Linked DNA regions of Homo sapiens: region 2 is linked to region 1. A link is an interaction called in ENCODE POLR2A ChIA-PET data of the cell type or tissue named here. Cell type or tissue: GM12878. All regions are shown on one strand. Links, peaks and the distances in the headings refer to the core of each region. The heading gives the core; the rest is flanking DNA.

Evidence for each region. ChIA-PET counts read pairs that join two places held together with the same protein. Peaks named below come from ENCODE experiments on the same cell type or tissue, not always from the same donor. Only the 100,000 strongest peaks of a DNase experiment are listed, where the experiment ranks them.
Region 2: POLR2A ChIA-PET joins it to region 1 with 6 read pairs; 2 of 35 experiments call an interaction of 5 or more read pairs at or near these places.

The regions. Positions count from the first base shown.
Region 1 is chr12:90,015,004-90,026,123 of GRCh38, forward strand. LOC105369890 (a long non-coding RNA gene) reads left to right here. Exons shown (of 13, transcript XR_001749246.2): 8 at 6,517-6,553. Among named protein-coding and RNA genes, the nearest start is that of LINC02399, 73 kb to the left of the region's middle. In GM12878, for the core only: no CTCF peak of the experiment used is centred there; no DNase peak of the experiment used is centred there.
Region 2 is chr12:90,169,607-90,180,726 of GRCh38, forward strand. No RefSeq gene overlaps it. Among named protein-coding and RNA genes, the nearest start is that of LINC02392, 120 kb to the right of the region's middle. In GM12878, for the core only: no CTCF peak of the experiment used is centred there; a DNase peak (open chromatin) is centred at 4,735.

The DNA of each region.
Region 1 (11,120 bases), core at 3,285-8,284:
AAATTAAATGAACATTTCCATGCAATGAGCTTATAACAGCTGTAATGAGCTTATAACAGGACAAGGCATATTGTAAACATTAAACATTTTTAAAAGAGAAAAGTAGTCTTGCAATTAAGTGTGAAGAACCAGGTGTGGACTCAGAATGGGGCAGGGTGCCCACAAACAAGAGGCATAAGAAGATTGAAAGCACTTTATTACCCTTCAAAAGCTGACAAAACTGAAGAATTCTTGTCTCTATATAAAGTAATATCACTGCAACTTCTCCTCCTTCTCCTCCTCCTATGTAGAGTGGGTGAGTTTAGTGACAGACTGTTTTGGAAGGAGCTAGAAATATCAGCTGGAAAAATGCTTGGCAACCACTTTAGAATGATTATCTGACTTTAGGAGGAAGGGAGAATACTGAGGTATTCCTCTTATCCAAATTTAGAAATGTCATGAAGGCACAATGAATCATCTCTCAGAGGCTCTAAAAACATTTTTCCCATACTAGGTGTTGCCTATTGTCTACCATTGCTGGCAGTTCTGAACCTCAGGATCACTCACCAACTCCCAAAGAAGCTACCCAGTTTGGGCAATTACAGGATCTGCTTCAGGGTTTTCTTTCCCACATTTTGGTGGACGTTGTGTCTGGCTCTCCAACCTCCATCCCACCCCTTGGATCCGTCTAAATCAATCAAGGTTAATCTCACCCACCTTGTCAGGCATGAGCTCAGTGTGGGCCTGTGCCATACAAGAAAGGGGACTTGGGAAAAAGAACTCAGCCTTTCTCTCCTGCTGAATGTGAACAGGGAAGCATGTTGCTCTGATTGCTGCTGGCAGCCATTTCAGGACCAGGTAACCAGCCATAGGAGGAAACAATGCTCTGATGGGCAGCTTGGAGAGATGGGAGGAATGGGTCCCTGAGGACATGATTGAGTCCCTGCAGCTGCCCCAACTCTGTAATTCCTCTTTTGCATTTTACTAAATTTCTTTATCATTAAGCTAGTTTAATTTGAGTTTCTGTTATTTGCAGCCAAAAACATTCTGACCAAACTCACTCATGACACTTCCCTACACTATCTTGTAGGCAGTTATTTATGTCAACGTGGGTGTCCCTATTAGGTTGTGCATAACTTGAGGGCAGCAGTCATGTTCCATCCATTTTTTTTCTTTCTTTTAAAACATTTAACGTAGTGTCTTGCAAATAGTCACAATTTTACTCTTTTTGATAAATAACAATGTTGAAAGCAATATACTCTGACAGCTTTTGGCCTCACTTAACAGCAGTGAAGCCCCTATTAAAAAACAGAATTTGCTTTTTTGATCTATAATTATAAAAGCCAATGCTTGGTAGAAATGAATAAAATCATGATCTTTCAGGATCTTTTTAGTGTTGTTCATGCAATTGTTGGATATAGAAAATCTTATTACAAATTAAATAATTGAATTATGTTTTCATAACATGCAACCAAGTACACTCCCCCTAGCTTTCCCTCTATAAGGACTAATTTCAGGCATCTGTTTGTACAGTGAAGATGAATTTTATTGGTGACAAATGCACTCCTGCATTAACAAATTAAGTGCATTCTCAAAGGGGAAAAAACAAACTCAGAGAAAATTGGGTTGTCTGTTCTTAAAGTCTAAAAAAGGACTTCTGTCCTCGGGGGACATTCGGCATTTTTGTAATCACATAGAAAGAAAAACATGTGCCTCTTGGGTATAGCATTAAAATAAATTAATTTTGCTGCCTTATTCATAATGGCTAACGGCAAATTGGGAGTGTTTATTTCTAGACTCTTCTTGCTCATAAAACCAGGTTTTCTTATGACCGCCTTCTCACTGAAGATGAATAGCTGTGTTAACTTATAGAAGATGAAGAATGTAGTACCTGTTCCTCCACTTGTGGCTTATTAATAATAGGTGAGTTGTCATGGGGACTAACAGGACCCTAAAGCCTCAGGATCTTGAATTCATATCGCTAGAACATCATCCTCTATTTTCTTCTCAGTTGTTCTTGGGATGCAAAATGTCTTCTACACCTTGGAGAAATGCTGCCTTGTGAACAGACTCTGGAGACAGTTGTTATCATTTCCCTCTTTCCAGCACAACTTGTGGTCATTCTCCCCCCATCCTGGCTGCTTTCTCCTAGCCTACACCAGGGTTTCCTTCACTTGTTCTTCCCAGATTAGCCTGTCTGCACATTCACTCGCCTGAAATCCTAGAAAATTTACTCACCCTTAAATATTTCTTTGGTGTTCTCCAAGATGGGTGTGGAGAGGCACCAATCTGTGGCAGGTATAGGTTAACATATATATAGTAGCTTCCAGTTAGATGGGGTGGCTATGGATTTCCATTGTTTTCCAATACAGAGTCTCATAATGTTAAATACTTGACTTTCACGATGTTGTAAGTATTGGAGAGGTGTGAATGACCTCTGCAATCACTGAGAAATTCTTAAGAATGGCAATTCTTCCCTGAATTTTACCAGCTGGAAATCTTATTTCATAAAGAAATGTTGCAATAATTGGAGGAAACCGTAATATTTTCTTACAAAAGAAATATGCTTTTGTAAATAAATAGCTGCCATGTGACCACAAGTAGATTTGTACAAGTCTAGAAATATTTTGAGGGCTCATAGATATGATTGTTGCTTTTGTGTTCCCTTTGATTTTTTTTTCTAAATTTATTAACAGTTATGGCATTTAGCTAAGAAACAATATTATCTAAGCCTATTTTGTAAATAGCCACATGTCCCATCGCCCAAGGTAAATAATTCTATCAGGTTGATTGCAGAATCCAGGTTTGTTTGTTTTTAAAATCTATTTAATTACATTGGACTTGTCTGATGGAATAGTTTTTATTTGCAAGACAGAGTTATGCATGGGAGAAACCAGAATAATCATACTTATAAGAGAAATTTGGGACAAAATACTAAACTAAGCTTCTTTTTTGAACTGCTCCCTAACATCTTGTCAGTTAGAAAACGGCTGAGTTGTAGCTGAAATGATGGATTCTTTTGCCTTGTCCTACCATGGGGCAGAAGTAAGGGGTTGAACATGAGAGACGAGTCTCACAAGGAAGAGACTGTTGTTTGCAGAGATATTCTGATTCAAAAGAATTCTTTATGTTCCAAGGAGAAACTGTTCTTTGGTAAAAATACTAATATGCGTCTTGAAACCATTTTTCTAACCTTTAGGTTAAATTTTAAATCAAGACTATGGAAAAAGAGGGTTGTCTTTTCATAACATATTTTTGCCCCCTAATCTGTCCTCCTGTTAGTTTTAAACATGATTAACCGTTTGACATAACTACCCAAATGACAGAGTGTTTGTATTAAATACATATTACAATTTATTTTCCCATATATAATTAGGAATAATCATTGCTGCCAGAATATAAAATGACACATCAATGATAAGTAGAGATAATAGCAGCTGCACACAAGAAAATGCATCTAAACACCTGAAGATTATAATTATATCTCTCTCCCACCCCTTATGTTTGTGTCATGATGCATCTTAGGTGGCATAGACCTTAGGTAGTCATTAAAGTCACGTGAGTATTCTACTAGTATCTACTGCAAATATATAGGTATCCCTTGAGCATATGCTTTTTCAATATTGAAAAATATCAATAACTGAGATAATAGGGAGTGCATTTTACCAAAATGAGAGCTCTCCTTAGGAATCTTAAGTTATACATCATCTTTGTAATTCATTGAATTCAATTGAATACCCACTCTGTGCTAAGTACACTACTAGTCACTTTGGAGGACACACAGAAGAATCACTGCTTCCCTTCAAGAGAGTTACAATCTCTGTTGGAGGTGGAGACAGGACAAGACAGAGCAAGGAAGAACAATTAATATCACACTTGTCTAATTTTTCTAAGTTGTATAGTTTCGAGAGTTTATGTGTTGTAGGAATTTGGAGAGAGGAAGTCAGGAGGGATGTGTAGAAGATGTAAGCTTGAGCTGAATTTTGAAGGTTAAGAGAATTTATATAGGTATAGATAGGTATCAGAGACATTTCTCAATATTTATAAGTATTTTGTGGCTTAGTCTTAATTAGATTTTCTTTCTATTTTCTGAGCTATATTATGTTCTTTCATTTAACCAACATTATCTAACCTTTATAGATAACTTCGTTTTGCTTTTAAGATTCAAAAGAAGTAAGAAGCATGGCCCCTAATGTGATCAAGTTGAACAATAGAACATAGATTCATCAAGCTACTTGGCAACAAATACATGGCAAAGGACTTTGGTTTTATCTGTATTTTAACTCCATTAGTACATGGACCATATGGCACTAACTTTCCTAGCATTTTCTCAACTCACAACTCGGGAAGTATGCACAGTAGGTTTAATAGTTTTCAAACAATCTGAAAACTTTTACTGGCTTAATTTTTGGGTAAAGTGTGGCAGACAAGTTTGTCAGAGTTTGTTTTTATTTGACTTGTTGAAAGTGATACTTAAAATATAACTGAAGTGGATTAAAAGAGATTTTATAAAACCATAGATTAACTCTTTAAGTGCAAAACACATACAAAATTCTGCAGGGTGAGTTATTATTTATGTAAAGCCATAGAGTTTTGAAAGCATTTTTGAACATGATATTTTATATTTGATAGTAAATGTTATTTTGTTCTTATTGGCTACTTATATGCTTTTATCTGCAAAACAAAAATTGGATATTTTAAATCAATGACTTTATTAGAGTTATTTAAGCAAAATATCTTAATCCAGTCTTGTCTAACACTATAGCTAAAGGCAAAGTATAATTTTAATGACTTAAAATGCTTTATGACTTTGACTTGTGCTGACTTATGTAAGGATAATACATTCCTATAAGAGGTGTTATGATTAGAAACTAGTGGCCCTGATTTTATCTTTAAGCTACCTGTAGTCCTTGAGGTCTTTTGGGGGCTATTCTTCATGAGAATAGTGCCTCCAAGGTCCCTGCTCATCCAGATATCACAGGGCAGAGAGGCCTAAAAAGAGTAGACCCTAAAATTCAGGGTAGACAAAACTGTTGTTGTGAGAGCAGCAGATTAGGGCATATGCACTTCTCCAACCTGGTAGAGCTATATAGAACCTGCTATTCCTGTGCTTCTGCAAGGGGACAATCTGTAAGGAGTACTAGGAATATAAACTCTTTTTGAGAGGTCCATCATGGGATCATCTTTGTGAATCGGCACAAGTGTTTTCATGGTTCCCATGACTTCAAAACCACAGCTCATGTTGTCCAGATGTTCCATGAGAATAAAAGAAGAAAAAAAAACTATGGTTTTATTGTAGGCTCCTGCATAATCACACCACTTAGACCTATCAGGGTGGCTTGATGTCAGCCTCAATCATATAAATACTGTTATAGGAAGTAAAATAATGTGGAGCTAATTAATTAAATTATCATTGATTCAAGTCAACAAGTAACATAATACTGTTAAGATACTATGTATTGTGAGCAATATGTGGATAATAAAAGAAAAAAATTATCCTCAGAAAGAGCTTAAAATCTCGTAGGAGACATTAGGACAAGTATTTACCCACTGTTACCAAAAAAGAGAGAGAGAGAGCTATGTGCTTTGAAGTTATGATAAAGTCCTTGAAGAAGGTAGAATTACAGAAGAGAGGTGTGGGGGTGGAGGGGGAGAGATCTCACTTCTGACTTGGGAACATCAGAAAAGGCTTCACAAAGGAGGCAGAATCCGAAATGAAACAAAAAGGGTGAGGAAAGCAAATGATGTGATTTTATGATTTTGCAATCAACTTTTAATTTAATTTAATTTTTGTCTTCAGAGTTCCATTCCTGGGATTTGTTAAAAAAAAATTCCTCTCCCTAGCAAGCAGACTTAGAAAGAAAGAAAAAAATATTGCTGGAGGGTCATAAAGTAATGATTGGGCTAGGTAGTAATGCCATCCAATAATTCGCTGGTCACTAAGTATAAAAACATGATACAGATTTTTATGCTGTGAATATTTAGCTACACCTGCCACTGATCATACTTTAAGAGAGGGGTAAAAGGACGTTTGTGTATACTGCTCATTTGGTTAACTGTGAAGAGGTTTGCATTATAATTACGTGACAATTACGTGTTACATTGGTTACTGTCATTGAATCCCTTCATGCTGGAGTAGTGCTGCTGCTGCTGCCCTTGCTGTGGAATGATAATATTACAAGGCTTGGAAAGGTCTTGCACAGCCCTGTCCCTTATGTTGTAGACGTCCAAACTAGAGGGCAGGGAGAGGAAAGGTCTCATGCTTGGTAGTAGAACTCTGATATTAATTCGGTTTTCTTGAGCTCAATTTCCTAGAATTCATTCCACTGGGCATAAAATACCTCCTTCATATTGTTTAGTATATCTACATGCCTCTTAGCTACTGAAATGGATAGTATCTGTAGTAATTGTAGCAATTTAGTAACTTGCTAGTTTGATCTGCTTTGTTCTTCATAGACTACTAGGAACCAATAAATATATTTCTGAAATAACAGTGTTAATGACATTGTGACATTGGTTTTTACTTCTTTTCAATAGATTCAGATATACATGAAAATCATTTTGCATAATGAAGGTAAGCTTAAAAACATTCTTAAAGTTCTACGAAAGCCTTGATATAAAGAGCAAGGTTTAAAATTTCTAAGAAGTCTTTCTATTTGAAGCCCCCCCCGCCCCCTCTCTCTATCAGTGATTTCCTTGGTTGTTCAGGTCTAATATTGACCATAATGCTACAAGCTCAATATAATAAATTATAAAAGCAACCTCATTTTATAATTTGCTACCTACTTTAAGGTGTACTTATTTTCATACTAATGCCTTATCTGCATGTGAAGCCACATGCGAAACATGTCTCATATTGCACTTTGACTTGTATTATGTGTCCATAAGTTCACCTGAACCCTGAAACAGTCAGAAAAAAATTATTGCAGATAACATTATAGGTTACTGAGTTTAGATCTATTGAACTTCTGAGGTTGTTTTATGATATATTGTGTAAACATAAAAAGGTCACTTTACCATGAAAGAAGTAAAGACTTTTATAAAAACTTGTTTTATTGCAGTAATCTTAGCTTCATAAAAAACTCATAGGTAGCATTAAAGGGCACTGAGTTTAGCAAGGAAAGGCATTGAGGTAACCTTTGTGCTTTGTGAAGACATTGATTAGTGCCAACTCTGCCCTTTGACTTAGTAATTGAAATCTTGGCATTTGATCTCAAGTAAGTAACGTAATAAAGAAAATATGTGCATGCAAAGTTATTTATTGCATCATTATCCAAAACTATGTATAATTAAAAAAAAGTTAATATCCAATAAGATGGAATTAGTTTAGTAATTTATAGCATATCCTCTTAGCCTCATAGGATGATGGAGCCAAGAGTAACTCTAAAATTTCATTCTCAAGTATTGTTATTATAACATTTCAACAATAAAATGTGACAAAATGTAAAAATAATAGAGTAATCTGCAAAATACACATGCTTTTTGTGAGCAGTGTTACTAGTCCTGATATGCCATATCACATCAGATTTTAAATGTGTAAACTACTTTAAATTGTTCAATTTTGAAATAAAAATGAGCAAATAAATGTGCAGTTTTGATTTCAAAACTAAACAAAAGTAAGCACTATTTTTCAAAGATATTGCTAAATCGCACCATTACAATAATAATATATAAAATTGTAAACCATAGTATAAACCTAGATTATGGTGTTTGCATAATGTTGCAAAATAGTGCCTGTAAAAAACTCAATGCTGCATCTTTCATTGCTAGTAATTTCTAATTATATGCCTGGTTCCTCCATGCACTGGAGCAATACATTTACTGCTTTTGAATAAATGCAGATACAACCACATGGACAAAGTAGTTCTCACTTGGCCTCAAGTTTTGTCTCCTTTTTTGAAGTCCACCACCACAGACACAGAATACTCTAAAAGCCAATATACTTTTAGGAGGCACTTGGAAGAAAAAATGTTTCATTGAAATTTAAAAACTTCATATGAGAAACCAAGAGCAAAGCCAAGTAGGTGGAGGTGCTGAGTTTCTACCCTGAACCAGAGAATATGGAGGATTCACCACGCCTTTGGGGCAGCTTTCCTTTCCTCATGAAGAGGACTTTTGAATTCTTGCTAGGCTTAATTAAGGGAGGAGCTCTGGGAGGATTTTCAATGAAAAGCCTGAGTGTGGATGCTAGAGAGGGTCCTCCTCCTTGTCGCCCTGCAATTGAAGCCTGGAGCGGGAGATTAAGTCCCCCAGAGGGGTGAAGGGTTCTAAAAAAAGGAGGGACTGGCATGCTGCTCTGCTTCTTGTTTGGAATTCCAGAAGGAGACACCTCCCAGACTCTATATCCATGTGGGGCTGCCTTAGTAGATGGAGATGGTGATGTGCTACTTCACACAGAAGGGTCTGAGTCACCCCTTCCTCTGCCTCACCCTCAAACCCCTTCCTCCCTGGATGCATCTAGGAAACCTGAAACATTGTGCCTGAGGGGATTTAAACTATAATTGAAAACTGTGAGATGTCTGTCTGCCAGGGGTTAGTGGGGTGATTGGGAGGTGAGGCCTCAATGGTCAAGATCCAGGCTAGAGGGTCTCAGAGGATCAGCAGTTTTAGCAAGGGCTGAAGGGGAGCAGAGCAGCAAGACAACTGAGCTTTTTGAGCAAAGCTTGATGGATGCTTGAGTCTGGAGACAAAGCCCTATTACCATCTGTCTCCTGGGCTAAAACCTAAGACCTGGAGGCTGAACTACACAGGCCAGGCCAGAGGAGGACTCTCAGACCAGAAGCTCCTGCCCCTAAGCCAGGATGATACATAAGCCCTGAGAATTTAGATCTCTTCTAGCAGAAAGGAGAAAGGCAGCTGGGTGAGGATGGAGAGGAGCAGTATTCCTTTCCCACCATTAGGAGAAAGAGGGGTTTTTGTCCTAGGTTATTCTAACAATATAGAAATTTATGTTTTTATTTTTGTTCAGCTGTCTTTTTGTGCCTCAAGAAATAAATACCTGCTAAAGCCATGGTTTGTGTATATATATATATATATATATATATATACATGTGTAAGTCTCGGAGAGAATGAGATTTTATTAGTGATTTCTTGCCCTGGGAAAACACATTGAGGCCTAAATTATAGTGGATCAGGGATGGATGAACCAGTGGAAAGGATACGGGGGAGTAGATGAGACTGGGAGAAAGAGGGAGCTTAGCAGGATGGATAAGATCTTGTTGGTAATCTCAAATTCGGTTTTTATCCAAACAAGGTTGTAGCCCTGGAAGCCAGGGAGTTGCTGGAAATGTGTCTGATCTGGGGTAAATCGGGGTTGGTGTGGTGTAGAGGAGCAAGCAACCTGTCTAGATAGCATAGGGCCCGGATATAGGAATTCAAGAGATTCAAAAAAAAGATTACAGGCCATGGTATTTGAGGCATATTGCCTAATGGTTTATTTTTATGATTTGTGTTTCCTACAAATGCCAGGAATGCAATTGGTTGGCTCCCGGGCATTTGGAAGGAAATATTTGCAGCTGGTTAATAGCAAAATAAACAGTTGCAAGTATGCTCTGCAATTGGATGGAGAGAGGGCTGACAGGGACAGAAAGGGGAGGCTAAAAAGAGAAGTATGGGATGCAGCAGAGTGTTGCCGGAACAGTGGAAAGTTTAGAGTCGAATGCGTCTGGGTTGAATCTGAGGAATTCTGTTTACTTACTGTATGTGGCCTTGGGCCAGTCAATTTTTCTCATCTGCAAAATGGGGATAATCACATTTACATTGCTGGGTTTTGGTAAGCATTAGGATTATTAGGATTATGTGTATAAAGCATGTAAATCCTTCTCTGGCACCTATCCAGCAGGTGCTTGGTAAATGATAGTTATCAATAGAAAAAGATATATTTATTTTTTTCTGGAGGGGGACTTTTTTTTTAATTACGTCTTTTTGTTTCCTTTGTTTCTTGTGTTTTTACCTATTGTATTAGTTTTCTGTGGCTGCTGTAACAAATTACCATAAATCTAGTGGTTTAAAGAATAATTTTACTCTCTCACAGTTTGAGAGGCCAGAAGTCTAAAATTGAGGTGTTGTCTACCTCCAGAGTGGGGAGGGGGAGAATCCTCTACTTCTTCCTCTGGTGGTGGTTGGCATTTCTTTGTTTGTGGCTGCACCGCTCCCTGCTCTGTCTTCATAGTCTTCTCCTCTGAGTGTCTGTGTCTAATCTCCCTCTGCTTCTCTTTTTTTTTTTTTTTGAGACAGAGTCTCGCTGTGTCACCCAGGCTGGAGTGCAGTGGCGTGATCTCGGCTCATTGCAAGCTTCGCCTCCCAGGTTCACGCCATTCTCTTGCCTCAGCCTCCCGAGTAGCTGGGACTACAGGAGCCCGCCACCACGACCGGCTATTTTTTTGTATTTTTAGTAGAGATGGGGTTTCACCGTGTTAGCCAGGAAGGCCTCGATCTCCTGACCTCATGATCCACCCGCCTCGGCCACCCAAAGTGCTGAGATTACAGGCATGAGCCACCGCTCCCGGCCTGCTTCTCTCTTATAAGAGTCCATGTGATTGCATTTAGGACCAACCCAGATAATACAGGATAATGCTCCTGTTCAACATTCCTAATCAGGTCTTCTGCTATATAAGGTAATGCTCACTCTTTTTTCATATAAAGTGATAGTCACAGGTTCTGAGGATTAGAAATGGAATATATATTTGAGGGGCTATTTTTTTTCTGTCTAGCAAATCTTTTTAAATATTTTAAGAAAATTTTATAAAAAATCCAGCCTAACAAGTAAGGTTCTAGAAAACAGTTTGACTTTCCTTTAAAGTGGGCTGAGGAAATGGTGCGCATGGAAATGGGGAACTTAGTTTTCAGATTTAAGAAAGGAAGCCAAAAGATGAGCACCTGAAATAAAATACCACCATTTGGAAAAATGAGAAGAAGATTTGAAATAATGATGATATCTTTTAAAAATGCAGTATCATTTACTTTCCAAATTATTCCAACACATTTAGCTCTGCAGTGAATCCCTAGAAATCAAATCTTATTTTGCTACTGATTTTGACTATATCCTTGGAATTATCCATCTGTGGAAAAATCTTCTCTGTGATCTTAACTGAAACTGTGTTTACAAAGAGCTGGGACCCTTCTCATAGCATTGTTATCAG
Region 2 (11,120 bases), core at 2,195-7,194, 150 kb after region 1:
ACCAGGTAAACATTTGTTTAATTTGCATGTGTTTTGCACAGTTCTGCTGTCTCTCCACTTAGACTATATGCCGCTTGTATATCTAGGAATGGCAGTTCATATTATTCATATTACCTTGCAGAACATACTACAACTGTTTATTCAATGTTAATTGCTATCAGATTTCCAGAATCTTCCCAAATCTACTTTCCCCAATTCTGCCAATGCAGAACCTGAAATGTCAGATCCAATTCTCCTGAAGGACAGGGCAGAGTAGAAGAAAGATGGTTAGGTGGGAAGTAGTCTGACAAATCAGATGCCTTCAGGCCTAGGCCTTGTAAAGTCACCCACAGTGTGCCAGAGATAAAAGTCTACAAAGACTAAACCAAGAACAAGGGACAGAGGCAGATGATAAGCACGGAGAATAGCACCAAGCAATGGAGATGCTAGTATGAGTAGTGGGTCCAGAAATTAAGCTAAAGGCTGGTCTTAATACATGCATACAATATATGTGACTCTTGGATTTCAGGTGCTCACTACCATTGTGAGTGGAAATAGTGGCTACAGTTAAAGGCCCAGGGCCACAGTTGGCAGAGTACAAGTATGAGATCATGGATATTATTAGAAATTAAAACTAGAGGGTTGAGTAAATAGGGTTCCCTAGGTGGATGGCCTCAGACTATTCCTATCAAGTTTTTGCACTGTTCTTGGTAGAACTAGCCAGGGTAAACAAGATTGAACTTATAGTCATTCTCTCTCTTCAAAAATATTTAGCCATTTGCCCAACTAGCTTTCTCCCTTCCCTTTAGAAGACCATCTCTTATTCCTCTGAGATATTCAAAAATTTTATTTCCTATTAACTTTAGTGTGACAGTTTTCTTGTGTAGCATGTTTAGTTTTCCACATCTGTCTAACTTATATTTGTAGGCACTAAACCTCCTTTAATTCTTTGAATTGAATCTAGAACTCTCAGTTCTCAGCAGATAATAAGAGCAAGCAAGCCCACTGAGCTCTACAAGATGAAAATTTGACCATTGAGCAAGAAATCTCTGTCATTTTTTCCAGCCAAATAACTTGATAGCACTTGATACACTGGTACTAGAAATATTTCTGTTGGTTTAGCAAATGCAGAATGAGAAAGGAACAATAATAGTACCAAGATTTATGGTTTACCTTCTTGTGAACAATTTCCTTCGTTCCTTCCTTCTTTCCCTCCCTTCTTTTTTTCTTTTTCTTTCTCTCTTTTCTTTTTTCTTTCTTTGCTTTCTTTCTTCTTTCTCTTTCATCTTTCTCTTTTTCTTTCCTTCCTTCCCTCCCTCCCTCCCTTCTTTCTTTCTCTTTCTTTCTTCTTTTCTTTCTTTCTTTTCTTTCTTTCTTCTTTCTCTTTCTTTCTTTTTCTTTCTTCTTTCTCTTTCTTCTTTCTCTCTCTCTCTTCTTTCTTTCTTTCTCTCTCTTTCTTTCCTTCCTTCCTTCCTTCCTTTTTTATTCTTTCATGGAGGTACTCTCTAATTTTCTCCTCAATAAGAAAAACTAACAAAATAACCTGCCTCTACTATTAGTAATTCTTGGTGGGCAAAGTTAAAAATAAATGAACCATACGATTTGTAACCCTTGAGTGTGAAAACTCTTGTTTCCAAGCAATCTGTTCTCTCTTTCTTTCTGGGCACATAACTGTCCTGTGAGGCTATTTAACATTTAACCTAAGTTAAATTAGTGGTTACCTAAGTGGTTAACCTAACTGGTTTAACCTAAGTGGTATTAACCTAAGTGGTTAGCTGTAGCCACTTAGGTTAAATGTTATTATTAATGAATAACAAATAAAAAATAAATAAAATAAAAATAAACTTATTAACAAATATTCATTAGTGAGGAGTCAACATAAGTGATGTACATAAATTTTATCTCATTCCTAAGGAAAATCACGAGACTTAGACCCTTTCTCTTTCCCTCATTTGCAATGGACAAACAGGAGTAGGTTCATATTGATCTTAATGGTGGAAAGACCATGAACAGAGCAACCTTGGAGGCCCCTTGGAGATGGCAGAACTGCTGCATCAGCCTGTGTGCCTGAATAACTCTGTGGAACAGACCCTCTTAACCCCTTTTAACTGTTACAACATGGCAAAATAACTGTCCATTTATTTGAACTACTTTATTTTGAGGAGTTTTTGTTACAGTAGCTTAGACCTTATCCTATTAATAGATTGAGTGAAAATTAAGTGGAAACCATTTTCCCTGACTGCAAAGCTCATCTTGAAAGAAATGGAAATGAACCGAAGGTACCAAACTTTGAGAATTAGAACCAAGAGAATCTGACTTCTTTCTGAATGGGTAAGGAACAAAGTTTCTGGAAATTTCAAGAGGAGCTATAAGAAGTATTCATTATAAAACTTGATGTGTGTTTTGTGGAAATAGAAGAATCAAAAGTAAGTTGGGCTCTCTTTTATCAGCTGGATTTTCATTTCAGAGAAGAGTGGAAAAGACATTCTTAGAATTTAAGTTTATAAAATGTTTCAAGGCAGTGAAGGGGAAGATACCAATTCCAAGTGTATTTTTGAAATGTATTTTTGTATAAGTTTTCCAACTGCAGTCTAGTGACCTAATATTTTCTAGGTGTTGTCTATGGAGATGAGTTTGTTTGGTTCAGGGTATGGAGTACTAAAAAGAATTCAAAGAAATACATAAACTATTTGCCCTTCAGCTGTCATTTTCCATTTATTTGCACACAGTTTGAAAGTGCTCAAATAGATCTCAGAAGTCTTAAGAGATGAAATATCAGAATGACTTTAAACAAGCTCAGTAGATGTTTTGTTGTGGTGTTATTTGCCATTTGTGCTTACCTTTCCTGATTAAATTGTGCCTTTCTTTAGGTCAGAAATGTATCACATCCTTAACAGTTCTAAGAGTTGCAGTCTCTTCCTCCCATAAAACATTTTTCTAAACATCAAATTTCCTATAATCATTGGGCACATATACTAGGTACATGCCTAGAAATATTAAATGCTATATATATCCACTTAGATATCTTTGGAAAAAATTGACTTGTTAAAATGGTCTAATAGAAAAACATCAAGGGAAAGTTCTTAGTGTACAGTCCTGCTTCCCAAAATAAGTTTTTAATAGCGTTGATTACGCAATTGCATGTTCAAATTGACAGCTTTGCTGTATTTTTTCAAGATGTAGATTTCTTTCTGTGTGTAGGTGCTATAAAGTATTCCGGGAGCTATTTTGCTAAAAATAAGCCATCTGTGTCAATAGTGAGTGCTCAATGTACAATCTGATATCATTTGCACCTGCAAAAGTTCAAGAAAGGTAAATGCAGGTGAGATGAAAAACCTTTTTACATAATTGAATGACATATCTTCCCAAGTCTTATTTATTAAGCTAGCTTGGTTCCCCTTAATAAGCTGCTGCCCACCAAATCACAGATTCCTCAAATATTAGATACAATGGCAGAATGCAGAAGTGGTACCAGGTAGAATTCATAGCCAAGGTGTTGATAAGATTGGTTTCTTCTGGAGGTTGAAGGAGAATCTGCTCCTTCCCTCTCTCCTGTTCTTTCCTCTCTTTTCTGTTGGTTGCTGGAACTCATTGACATCTCTTGACCTGCAGTTGCATCACTCCATTCTCTGCATGCACCATCATGTGGCATTCTCCCTGGGTGTGTCTGTGTCCCAGTGTATTCACATGGATACCAATTATTGAATTTAAGGCTCACCCCAATCCAACATGACTTCATCTTAACTTGATTACTGCCAAAACACGATTGCCAAATTAGGTAAGATTTACAAGTATTGGGAGTTAGGATTTCATATCTTTTTTTTAGGGGACACAATTCAACCACAACACTTTTATTTCCTATTCCACTTTAAACAGTTCACTATAAATTTTTTTTTCAGAAAATCAGTTGTAGGAAATAAAAGTGTCTGTAGGTAACCTCTGCTATCAGCCTGGTAATACCAATGTCCTTTGAAGCAACGGTGTGCAAAAGAGGCTCCAATTCTTTCTTAAAATGGAAAAGAGAGCAAGACACAAATCAGCATCTCAAAAAATTATCCTGTCACTGTGATGGAATGGTATCTTGAGTGATTGCTTTGCATTTTCTTCACTGTAGCTCAGGAACTGGTGCCTCTCTTTCCAACCGTACAACAGAGACAACATAAAAGTCCATGTCAGATGTTTCTTTCTCTGCTTGTTGACAAAACCACATTAGTTATGAGCATGTCACCTTTCCTTGGAGAATGAGTTCTGCTCAAACTACCCATCTATAAATTTGCTTGTGTATGATGAATGAGAGACAGAGTAGAATTGCCTGGAATCAGATGTCCTAATCAACTCAGAGCAGAGAGGGCAATAAGTAACAGGGTGCAGAGGGAAAAAAATCAGAGAAAAAATGGGAATGCTAAGGTTATCAGCTGAGAAAAAAACAGAAATAAAGAAATGTCACTTCTAATTGCTCCTAATGCAGTAAAACATGGTCACTGATTAGGGAATCCAAGCAGAAAAGTCTCTTTTGGGTCCAGATGGTGAGAGTTAAGGCTATTATGTGTATTAAAACACCATCTGTATTTTTGAGAACACTAACAGTATATTCCAATATCCAAGGAGAACCGGTGTGGATTTCTGCTTGCTCTAATTGCTGCAGTACCTGAAATGTATTCACAGCTTCTCCATCTGCACCACATTTCTGATGCCTGCCATGCACCATTTGACAATCTGCAGTGCTATGCTCTTTCTGTGACCCCATCTTTCCCACTGCATCATTTAGCTCAAATACATTCAGCCACAAAGGCTTTCCAAATCATTCACTTAGTGACCAAGGACAGAGTTACCTACCACCCACCGGGGAATGAGTCATCATATCATGAAGGCTGTGGAAAAAACAGACATTTGTCAACAGGTTCTGTGTGTTGTAGAAGATGAGTTCAAATGTAGGACACCACACAGATTTAGTGGTGCATAATAGATGAATAAATTTTTGACAACAAATGTCAGGCATCTTCAGAATCTTAAACAATAAGAAAATGGAAACTTAAATGTTTGTTATTAAATAGTCACTGTGGGATCCCCATTTAATAATCAAGGTTCAAAAAAAATCAAAGCTCTTTGCTCTGCCAGCATTACACTCTAAAAAATAAGCAAAGGGAAGAAGCTCTTGAGCCATTGAGAAATATTCTGGGTTTATCCTATCACCTCACAGTGTTTCTGGGATCAAGACTGGCTTATAAACAAATTGTGAGTTAGGTAAAGTTTGTTTCTTGCATTCTCACCTTTTGTGCTTCCACTAATTGGAAATTGATTTTCTTTTTACCCTTCTATCTCCCAAGCTTCATCAGGACTGCAGTGAATGAATTATCTTAAAAGTGATTCTTCAAGCAATTGCAATTGTTAAAAAAAAAAAAAAACAGGAAAATGCAGATAAGCAAAGGAAAATAAATTATCTGTGATCCAATTGCCAGCAATATCTACTCTTAACATTTTGGCATATAATATTCTGGGCTTTTTGTGTATATGTAGTCACAAACATTTTGCTTTGCACTCACTTTTGTAGCCTATATTGCTCACTTAAGTAGCTTTCTAAATCCATATATGCCCATTTTCATTTTTAATCAAGGCATTGGCTAACATTGCACAATTTAGTTAAGCTTTTTCCATGTTTTCGGTATTATAAATGAGGTGGAAGTATTTAACTTTATTGGATATTTTCCTCAGATAAATTGTAAACTGTGGCCCATTGGGTCATGGTCCTTCTGATATAAGTTGCTCAAATTCATTTGAAAAAGTTTGTATTAATTGACACATCCATGCAGAGTATCCGTTTCCATAGTAGGGATTATTATGTTCTTATGTTCTTGTTTAATCTGATAGGTGATAAATGATAAATTATTATTGTTTTTAATATGAGTCTCTCTTTTAGAGACTGGGTCTCTCTCTGTGGCCCAGGCTGGAGTGCAGTGGCAAGATCATAACTCACTGCAATAGTAAACTCCCAGGCTCAAGCGATCCTCCGTCCTCAGCCTCCCTAGTAGCTGGGACTATAGGCATGCACAACCATCCCTGGATAATTAATCAATCTTTCTTTTTCTTTCTTTCTTTCTTTCTTTCTTTCTTTCTTTCTTTCTTTCTTTCTTTCTTTCTTTCTTTCTTTCTTTCTGGATAATTAATCTTTCTCTTTCTTTCTTTCTTTTCTTTCTTTTTCTTTTTTTTAGATAGGGTCTCATTATGTTGCCCACGCTGGTCTCAAACTCCTGGCCTCAAGTGATCCTCTTGCCTCATCCCCCCCAAAGCAGCACTGGGATTACAGGCATGAGCCACCAGGCCTAGCCTTTACTTTTCTTCTTTCATGAACTGGCTACTCACAGGCATTTCCAAGTTTTGAATTTGTGGTATTATCTTTCTGATCCATTTGCAAGACCTTTTTATGTGTTAGTAATATAATTCATTGATGTATCATACACAATTTATATATTTTTCTCAGTTTGTTTCTTGTCTTTAACTTTGTGGGTCTTTTTTGATGGATATTTTATATTTTTTCAAGGCTAGATCAATTAATTTTTCATTTTTGGCTTACCTTTTAGCTTTCCTTAACACAGAGATATATAATATTTATCTTTTTTTTCAATCTGGGACTTTTACCCTTCTACTTTTTCCATTTAAATCATTAATTCATTTGGAATTTAATTTGACTTAAGGTGCAAGGTCAGCCAGATGTGTTGGCTCACACTTGTAATCCCAGTACTTCGGGAGGCTGAAGCAGGAAGACTGCATGAGCCCAGGAGTTTAAGACCAGCCTGAGCAACATAGCAAAATGCAGTCTCTACCTAACAGCAACAACAGAAGTACAAGCTAAGAATCTAAATTTGTCACATTGTAGTTAGCCAAAATTTTTCGCTACTTTTTTTTCTGATTTAAAAATGCTTCACTTATCATTCACTAAACTCTTATCAGTTGTATGATTTATGTGTTGATTTCTATTTGTATTTTATTTCTATTTTGGCACTGGTGTCTCACCCTTCTGATCATTGTTACTTCATAATACAATCTGCTATCTAATAAGTTATAATTTTTCCATTATTATATACTTCCAATTATTACTTTTTGCTTTTATAAATAGAGCAGATAAAATTATTCATCATAATGTAGAAATGATTAATATAACCTAAAGTATTATCCCTTCTGAGAATATTTGCATTAACTCAAAATATGCTTCAAATTCTCTGGTGGGAGGTATATTCTGGTTACAAAGCAATTTCTGAGTGTTTCTATTGTCACCATATGTAGCTTATGCTTTTTCTAAAGACTAACCATGTTGTGAAGATGAAATGAGAAAATATAATTGAAACAGAACAAAGAATATAGTAGGAACTTAATTATTGAAATTTTGGCCTTGAAATCTCAAATAAAGGGATTTTACATTAGTTACTACCTTATTTTGTACATATGCCATAGACATAGTGAGTTTTCCATTTTCTTTTCTTTGAGATAAGAAATGGGAAAATAAAACAAGGGAAAATATAAGATATCTCTGCTTTCAGGGTGCTTTTTTTCTGTAACAGTTCTTGGGTTTCCACTAACTTGCTTAATAGAACGTGTAGTAATAAATATAAACTACCATTTGTAAAATGTATACATGCTCTAAACTCTTTCTATATATAATTTCTAATCCAGACAAATACCTTGTTTGTTGGTTGTGAATCCTGAGGTCCAGATATTTAGTAATTTCAGATTCCCTTCTAACAAATCAAGTCTGTCAGACACTGGAAGCCAAGTCATGCTTCTTTCACTATGTGGTAATGTGTCTCATGGAAGTGTTTTAAACTCGGAGGAACTTGGTATATTTTGGACTTCCATACTTTGTTATTTTAATACAATGTTTTCTGAATTGTAACACAGTTATTGTATTGGACAGTTTTTACTGCAATAATGCTGCATAACAAACAATCCCCAATTCCAGTGGTTTGCCATAACCATTTTTATTCCTTGTGAAAATATCTGTAGGTCAGCTGAAGTTTTTCTGAGCTTGGTTGAACTTGATTGGATTCAGCTGGGGGCTTATCTGCAGTTCAGGTTGGGCTTTCCTCCACGTATCCCATTGTAGAACAAGCACAAGTTAGAGCATGCTCTTCTAACTGTAATGGTGGAAGCACAAAAATTCAAGTCAAATTACATAACAGCACTTAAAGTGCTCATGTCACATTTGCTACTATTCCACTGGCCAAAGCAAGTCACATGGTTAATGTTGACAGCAACAAGGAGAGAAAATATACTTTGCCTGTTTTAAAGGAGACATACCTAAGCATCCTGGCAATTGCATGGGTTACATTTCCATAGGAAAGAGAGATAGGAGAATGGATACAATAATTCAGTCTATCACTGACACCTTTCAATTATCCAATAAAATATTGTAAATTTTCTAAATATGTTTAGTAGAACCCCTGGGAAGTCTATGTAGGTAAATCTTTATCTTTGTTCTAACCAGAGCAGTTTTGCTTTTATCAGTCTTATATATTAGGCTTCAGTAAACATTTATTATGAACAAAAGGTAAATAAATTCATGCTTAGAAACCACTGGCATAAGGGATTAATACTAGCAAAAAATCAGGTATGTGAATTTGAGATAGTCCATTTTATAGTTAATTTACTTTCTTTTTCTGCTGTAAGTGGATGAGACTAACTTGTGCTTCACAGAGAAGAGGTTTGTCAGAATTGTTAAAATTCTGATTAGGGCACTTTCTAGCTGTGTCACGTTGCTATACTTAACCTCTTTCTGCGCTTTACTTTTTTTCAACAATAAATTGAGAATAAAAATATCTAAAGCATAGGGTTATCGTAACTAATAAGACAATGAATCCATAAAGAATATTTCGGACAATGCTAGTATGGAGGAAAATAACAAACTAGTGATACTTACAGGAGACCCATCATTAAGTAGAATGGTAGAGAAAGGTAGATCTGATCTTGCTGTTAGAAGTAGCCATTCATGTGAGACAACCTAATTATTATATTGTATTCTTTCAAAAATATTTTTATACAACTTGAAAACACAAAATAATGTGTATTTTATATATGTGTGTGTGTGTGTAGAAAGTATCAAAATGAACACCTATAACTCATCACTGAACCTAAGAGCTTAAATGGTACCAGTGCCTTTGCATCAATCTGTGTGCTCCTTTTCATCCTAACTCTCTGCCTTAACACACGCCTCCCAATTATAATTTCTATGTAGTGTACCATAATGGTTAAGAATGCAGTCTGAGCCAGACTAATTGCAATAAGCATGTTTTTTGAATCCTCTTTGCCTCAGTTTCTAAATTGGTATTTTGATGATCATTATATTTTCCTCATGTAAGAATTGTATTGTTTAATATATTTGTAGCATACATAAGGAGGCCTTATAAATAGTAGGCAGTGTGTAAGTTTTAATTGTTAACTATTATTATCATCATTGTTATTAGTGACATACATATGTCACTAAGCAATCTATTGTATGGCTTTGCTTGCTTTTGAGCATTACAAAAATGGAATAATAATCTTAATGTCCTCTTTTGTGACTGACTTTAGAACTCAACATTATGTTTCTAAATGTCGTCTTACATGTCGCATAATTTTCCTCATCAGGATTTATTCATTTTCTTGTTGATGGATATTTGTGTTGCTTCCATTCAAATAGTTATTTTTATTATGAATGATGTTATTATAACCATTGTTGTACATGCCTACTAGTGTGTACATGCAAGGATTTCCCTAAGATCATCCCTTGAAGTAAAATGGGTGGGCTATGGGAACTTTGAAATGTTCATCTATGTAAGATGGGACCAAATTGTTTCCAATGCAGTTATGTCAAATTATACTTCAACCAGTGATCCACTGTGGTATTAATTTACAATTCTGTAATTACACGACAATATATTTGTATTTGTATTGGCTCTTCATGCTTCTTATTTTGTGATATTCCTACTCTTGGTTTTTATGCCAGTTTTTCCTTGGGTTATTTTATTCTGTTTATTGAGTTGTAGAAGTTATTTATTCTTTGAATGCTAATCCATTATTGGCTATGTATGTTACAGATACTGTCTCTCACAATGGGTTGATTTTCACTTTCATCACAGTGCCTTTTTATACATAAAATTTCTTAATTTTAATACAAATTTATCAATCTTATCTCTAATGGTTAGCATTTAAAAAAATTCCCTAACCCAAATTTAAAATTTGTTCTCACGTAATTTCTATCAAAATTTTAAAGTTTTCCCTCTTACATTTAAGGATTTATCTATCTTGCATATATTTTTGTCTATGGTATGTGGTAGGAATCTTATTTGATTTTATCCATATGTATAAATGAATTGTATTAAATTTTTCTTCTTTCCGTCATAATCTTCAAGGTAATTTTTGTAATATCCTGAGTTTGCATATATACGTGGTCCTATTTGGGGCTCTGTCTGTTTTTTTTTTTTCTTTTTCTGTTTCACAGGTTATTTGTTTTTTTACTCCGGCACAACTAATCCTCTGTATTATTTACAATAGCATTGTAATAAGATGGTATCTGGTAAAGCAAGTAGCTCCTCTTTATACTTCATCTTGAACAACATCTTAACAACTAATAGGATTTTGCTCATCCACATACATTTGAAAATCAGCTTGATATTCCAAAGTTTAACTACAGTAGATAGCAGTATGAATTTCTTTTTGTTTATTCTATTTAGAATTAATTTGGTCTCTTAAATGTAGATTGATATTTCTTAGTTCTGCAAAACCTCAGCCATTACTTATTCAAATTCACTTATCCCTCATATGATCTATCTTTTCTTCTTGAGACTCTGGTAAAATGTATTTTTAAAATTCTCATTCTGTTTTCTATATCATTTAAGCTATTTGTTGACATTTTCATCTTCTCTTTATGTAGGAGTCTGTGTTTCTTCTTTCAATCTATCTTCCAATGTACTAATTATCTCTTCAGCGTTTCTAATCTGCTTTTTAACTTCATTAATTCTGATTTCAACAATTTCATTTATATTTGAAACATTTACTTTCTTATTTTTAAAATTTTGTTTGTTATTTTTAATGTCACTTTGAATATTTTTAAAATGAAATCTCATTTTTTAACTTTTCAGACATTTAATTCATAACTTACAATTTCTGAT